Linked DNA regions of Homo sapiens: region 1 is linked to region 2. The links are chromatin contacts, found by Hi-C or POLR2A ChIA-PET in ENCODE. All regions are on one chromosome and are shown on one strand. The core of a region is the stretch at or near the end of the contact, and the rest is flanking DNA. Distances in the headings are between cores, read along the strand shown. Region 1 overlaps ATG7 (autophagy related 7). Region 2 overlaps HRH1 (histamine receptor H1).

What was found. Hi-C counts contacts between places; a loop is a spot of excess contacts on that map. ChIA-PET counts read pairs that join two places held with the same protein, here RNA polymerase II (POLR2A). Pooled maps may share reads with other maps.
Region 1: a loop to region 2 is called in a map of endothelial cell of umbilical vein, with 6 times the contacts of the local background. The contact joins two enhancer-like sites. A Hi-C loop is called at or near these places in 1 of 168 maps with a recorded cell type or tissue (endothelial cell of umbilical vein) and 5 of 50 pooled maps. POLR2A ChIA-PET finds 5 or more read pairs at or near these places in 2 of 52 experiments (AG04450 and endothelial cell of umbilical vein).

Annotation. Positions count from the first base shown.
Region 1 is chr3:11,329,810-11,332,686 of GRCh38, forward strand. ATG7 (autophagy related 7) reads left to right here. Exons shown (of 21, transcript NM_001349232.2): 10 at 1,531-1,619. Among named protein-coding and RNA genes, the nearest start is that of ATG7, 59 kb to the left of the region's middle. Within about 2 kb of position 1,427, at least 2 of the 41 ENCODE cell types and tissues checked have a DNase peak (open chromatin) inside an H3K27ac peak, as active enhancers do; they include endothelial cell of umbilical vein, where a contact is called at or near this core.
Region 2 is chr3:11,200,292-11,203,022 of GRCh38, forward strand. The region is part of intron 1 of HRH1 (histamine receptor H1); the gene reads left to right. All of the region lies in intron 2 of LOC102723663 (a long non-coding RNA gene), which reads right to left. Among named protein-coding and RNA genes, the nearest start is that of HRH1, 47 kb to the left of the region's middle. Within about 2 kb of position 1,445, at least 5 of the 41 ENCODE cell types and tissues checked have a DNase peak (open chromatin) inside an H3K27ac peak, as active enhancers do; they include endothelial cell of umbilical vein, where a contact is called at or near this core.

The sequences.
Region 1 (2,877 bases), core at 177-2,676, 130 kb after region 2:
CTATTAACTCAGCTCTAGACATTTCCGATTTCACCAGTTTTTTCCTGCAATACTCTCTGTTCAGGATCCAGTCCAGGATACTACATTGCAATTCGTTGTCATGTCTCCTCCTTAGTTTCCTCTGATCTGTAATTGCTTCTCAGGCTTTCTTTGATTTTTTTTGATGACCTTGACATTTTTGAGGAGTACTGATTAGTTATTTTTATAGAATGTCCCTTAATTTGCATTTGTCTGATGTTTTCTTGTGATTAGACTGGGGTTATGGGTTTTTGGAAAAAATACCACTGAGTGAAGTACCCTTATCACCTGATATCCACATGACATCCTTGGTAATGTTAAATTGATTGCTTGCTTAAGGTAATATTTGCCAGGTTTCTCCACTGTAAAAATACTATTTTTTCTTTGAAAGTAAATCAGTAATTCCAGCTACCTTTAAGGAGGGGAAGGTTTAAATTTTGCTTCTGAAGAGGCCAGTATTTGCTTATATAGTTTGGAAATTTTCTTTAAGGAAGACTTGTCCCTTCACATTTATTCCATTCTTTATTTATATCAGTGTGGACTCGTAGATACTTATTTTATACTTTGGGTTATAATTCAACATCATATTATTTATATTGTTGCACAAATTGTTCCAGCCTTGGCTATTGATAACTCTTACAGTTGGTGCCTGTATCACCTTGGCATGCCCCAATTCATTTGTTTTTTGAGTACCTCCTTCTTTCCTGATATTATAAGATGCTCCAAGCTTCTCTTGTATTTTCCCTGCCTGAGCCCTAGAATTAACCATGTGTCCAAGGAGCCCCGATTTATTTTCTTGGAGAATGGTATTTAGAAGTCAGTATCTGGGTGCTGGGTGCTCATTGTCTTTGAAAGGAAGGAGACAGAAAATGAAAAATGTTATATACAAGGTTCAAAGAGCTGTGAAAGCAGCAAGGACAGGCCAACTACTTCTGCCAGCAGAAGTCTTCACTGAAGAAACGGTATTTTAAATTGAGTAGAGTTTTCCAGATGAAGATCGGGATTGGAGTGGGATGGGAAAGGGGAGGGAGGAAATATATGTTAGCAAAATCAAGAGTAACTGGCTGTTTAACTTGATCTGACTGTACACTTACATTGGTAGTGGCCCTTCTTTGATTTTCTCATTGCATAAAAATGAGCAATTTTCACAGATTATATTTCTTTGTTTACAAGAGGATTTTCTCTACAAACTCTCTTGACTGTCCTCCTTCATTCCCCATCTTCCTTCCAGTCTTTTTTCCTTCTACGTGTATTTAGCTCCTACTTTCTGCCAGGCACAATGCAAGGCACAGGGGGTGCAGACAAGAATTTGATAGCCCCTGCTATCAAGAAGTTCTGTAGTGCAGTGTGAGATCCTGTGGCTTTCTTCTCCTCCCCTTAGCCCTTTACCAGATGTTTAATTTTTAAGGCTTTGCAGAAAGCATAAAAAAGCAAAGAGGAAGTATGAGCAATGTCTGTATTGTGAAGCTGACATGATACTCGACTTACTCAGAAAGTCTTTTTTGTTCACAGATAACAATTGGTGTATATGATCCCTGTAACTTAGCCCAGTACCCTGGATGGCCTTTGAGGAATTTTTTGGTCCTAGCAGCCCACAGATGGTATTTACAAGAGTGTGTGTTTGTCTGTCTGTCTGCCTTTGCCAGTATATGTTTTACAATGTGTCTGTTTCTATTTGTATCTCTGTTTTCCTAAATGCATTATTTTTTCATTTTGGGCATGGAAACCAGGTAATCAATAAATCAGTCATAACCCAATTTCCATACTAGTGAACCTTAAGCAGGTCTGTTAGGGACCTGCATACTCTGATCATTCTGTGCTAAAGATGTTTTAGTGTATGGTAGAGTTGGTAGCCAGAGGTCCTGACACAAATTCTGTAGCCCTCCCTTCTAGCTGTCTGGGTTTCTTTCAGATAGGATTTTCCTACTGCTGTCATTCTCCATTTTTCTTAACCCTAAAATAATTAAAACAGAGGATATCTTAAAAGCCAATATACATTTGAAAAGATGCCCAACATCATGTCATTAAGGAAATAAAAATTAAAACCATAATGAGATGCTACTACATATCCACCAAAAGTATTTAATAAAAATGTCTGTACCAAGTGTTGTCGAAGATGTGGAGCAAATACTGCTGGAAAAATGTTGGGCAGTATCTACCAAAATTAAAAATATCTATGGCTCAGCAATGTTACTCTCAAGTATATTACTCACTGAAATACCTACATAGATAGAAGCAAAACACATATACAAGAATGTTTACAGAAGCATTATTCTCAATAACCAAAAGCTGGGAATAGTTCACACGTTCTTCAATAATGAAATGAATAATAAATTTAAGTATATCCCTTATGATGAAATGTCATATACAATGAATCTGAGTGAACTATTAATACAGAGATCAGCATGGCTGAATTTTAAAAACATAATATTAAGTGAAATAAGTTGGACCTAAAATAATACATACTCCATGATTCCATTTATGTAAAGTTAAAATAGGCAAAACCAATGTATGGACTTAGAGTAGTTGTTACTTTTGAAGGCAGTGGTTAATGACTGAGAGAAGGCATAAGACAGCCTTCTTTATACTTGGGATTTGTGTAATGTGTCTGCTTTACTTAAATAAAAATGTTTATTTAAAAATATGAAGATAGATAAATTATAGATTGTTCTCTGAGGGAGACAATCTACAATTATCCAGGTGGTAAGTCTACACAGTGCAAATGGGCTTCCTAACTACTGACTGAGGTACTGCTGCTTAATATGGAAGTTCAGATGGGGAGAGCAGAGGGAACCAAAAGAACCCACGTCCTAGAGGATTTTTTCTAAATGTCTTGTGAGCATTTTTTCCGCATTTAAA
Region 2 (2,731 bases), core at 195-2,694:
GGAGTATACATTTCCTTATTACATAAGCCAAGTGAGTTGGGGTTTTCTGTTACTCACAGCCTAGATCATCCTAATGACTACTCTATGCCATAGAGAGACCATATGGTCTGTGACTGTTTGGAGAATACAGCAGGGACATGGGCTCAGCTCTGCCGTTGAAGAGCCTGGGACATCCTTTGTGCACAGCTTGGATGCCACTTCTCCACAAAGCTTCCTAGAGGCCAGGCCAGGAAATCATTCCTCCCTCCTCTGTCTAGCTTCTCCATGATCCAGGCATTCATCTCTTCCTGCAGCTTGTGAGCTCTCCAAGAGCAGGAACTATGTGCTGTTCATTTCTGCATCCCCACACTTATACCTCGCACAGAGTAGAAACTTGAAAACTGATTAGGGAATACATGGAAGGGTGAGGAAATTAATATTAATATATGACCATTACCTAACCCTTACGCAGAAAGTCATTTCCCCTGATCATTCCATTTGGCTTACAAATGAGTAAGGCATTTCCCTGCTCTGGGGCTCAGCTCCTTCATCTGGGAAATGGGAAGGCTGGACTAGATCACCAGCTCAAAAAAACTCCATGACTTAATATCATTTTATAGTAATGGCCTACTATGTGCAGAGCTGTGAAATAGAGGAAAAGATTAGACATATCCCCTTCCATTAAGATGCTGAGGGTCTAGAGTAGAATTCTTTGTTTTTTAAGGGGGAATAGATCCCTTTGAGGGCCTCTCCTCAGAAAGATGCCCCTGCCCTCAAAATGCTGTGTGCAGTTTTCGGGGATCTATCAGTGGATTCGCTAGAGAAAGGTATCCAGAGGCCCGCTGCTGCTTACTGGCCCTGTCCAAACTGGAGCTCAAACAGAGGAAACATGCCATCTTTCTCAGAGGATCCCCTCAGTCTAGAAGGGGAAGCAGAGTGCACATAAACCAATTGCCCTACGGCCAGAGAGGGGCTGACAGAGGCAAGCCTCTGATGTGCAGGAGAAGGATTTGACTTGCCCTGCTTGTATGGAAGTTTGCCAGGTGCTCAGATGGAGGAAGCCCTTTCATAGGCAAAGGGGACAGCATGTGCACAAGCTCCAAAGTCTGAAAGGGCACGGGGTATTATGGGATGGTGAGTAATGGTGCAACCAGAGCAAAGCAGAGAGACTAGACTTGGGGGACGGTAGAGGGCAGTGGGAGGGGCAGAGAAAGACATGAGGGAGAGGAGCTAAGAGGAAGTCACTGTGTCCTGGATGCTTTGGGGTGTGTGCCTAACAGTGGGGATCAGAGTGAGGGAAACCTCTGCAGAGGTTCATAAGGACCTGAGGTTAAACATGGGGTTCCAAGAAACAGGCTGAAAAAACAGCATATCCTTAGACTAGTCGGAGAAGGGCTGTCTGAAAATTCCAGGTGTCACCAGGGCTGTTGCCACACCCTCAAGGGGGACATGCCCAGGAAGAAAGCTAGCCTGTCTGGGCCTTGCCAAGTGCCTGCTGAGTTGCTCACAGGAAGCATGTCCAGCTGGGAAAAATAAAAGCGGGGACCTTGCCCCTCTCTGTGAAGTCCAGGCTATTGTTAACTTTTCCGAGAAGTTAAAGGAAATCATTTGTCTGCCGCCCAGGCCTGTGGCAGTGTTGGGCAGTCTCTTGTTTTGCCAAATTGCCTGGGCTGGCTGTCTCCACATACTCCCCCCTCACCGGGGCAGGCACCAGGACTGAAGAGCTGGAGGTCTTGGGGTAATTCAGAGGTGGGGAAAATGGATTCTTCCTTAATACATACGGTTGAGTTTTGCGGTAGATAAAATTATTTCTAATTTCTAATAAAAGGAAAGATTAAAAGGAAACTTTGAGGCTGGCCGCTGTAGCTCACGCCTGTAATCCCAACACTTTGGGAGGCCAAGGGGGGCAGATCATGTGAGGTCAGGAGTTCATGACCAGCCTGGCCAACATGGCGAAACCCTGTCTCTACTAAAAATACAAAAATTGGCCCGGTGTGGTGGTGAGCGCCTTGTAATCCCAGCTACTCGGGAGGCTGAGGCAGGAGAATCACTTGAACCCAAGAGGCAGAGGTTGCAGTGAGCCAAGATCACACCACTGCACTCCAGCCTGGGTGACAGAGCAAGACTCCATCTCAATAAATAAATAAATAAATAAATAAATAAATAATTAATTAAAAATAAAGGGAACCTTTGTTTGGGAGCCACTTTAACTAGATGATTTCTAAGACTTCTTCCAGCTTTTAGCATCCTGACCCTATGTGGTATTGACCTCCTGGCCCCCACCCTCCTCCATCCCCTAGCCAAGATGTTTTGTTTTGTTTTAACGAAGACTTTATTTTTCTTCAAGCAGTCTTAGGGTCACAGCAAAATTCTGCTGAAGATATAGAGATTTACATGTACCCTCTGTCCTCACATATGCACAGTCCCCTGCACTGTCAACATCCCCACAGAGTGGTGCATTTGTTACCACGGATGAGCCTACATGACACATCATTGTCACCCAGAGCCACAGTTTCCATGAGGGCTCCCTCTTGATGTTGCACTTTCTGTGGGTTTGGACAAATGGATAATATGTATCCATCATTCTAATACCGTGCATTTTTTACTCTCCTAAAAATCATCTGTGATCTGCCTATTCATCCCTTCCCCTGCCCAAATCCTGCTAACCATTGATCTTTTTACTGTTTCCAAAGTTTTGCCTTTTCCAGGACGTCATACAGTTGGAACCATATAGTACGTAGCGTTTTCAGAT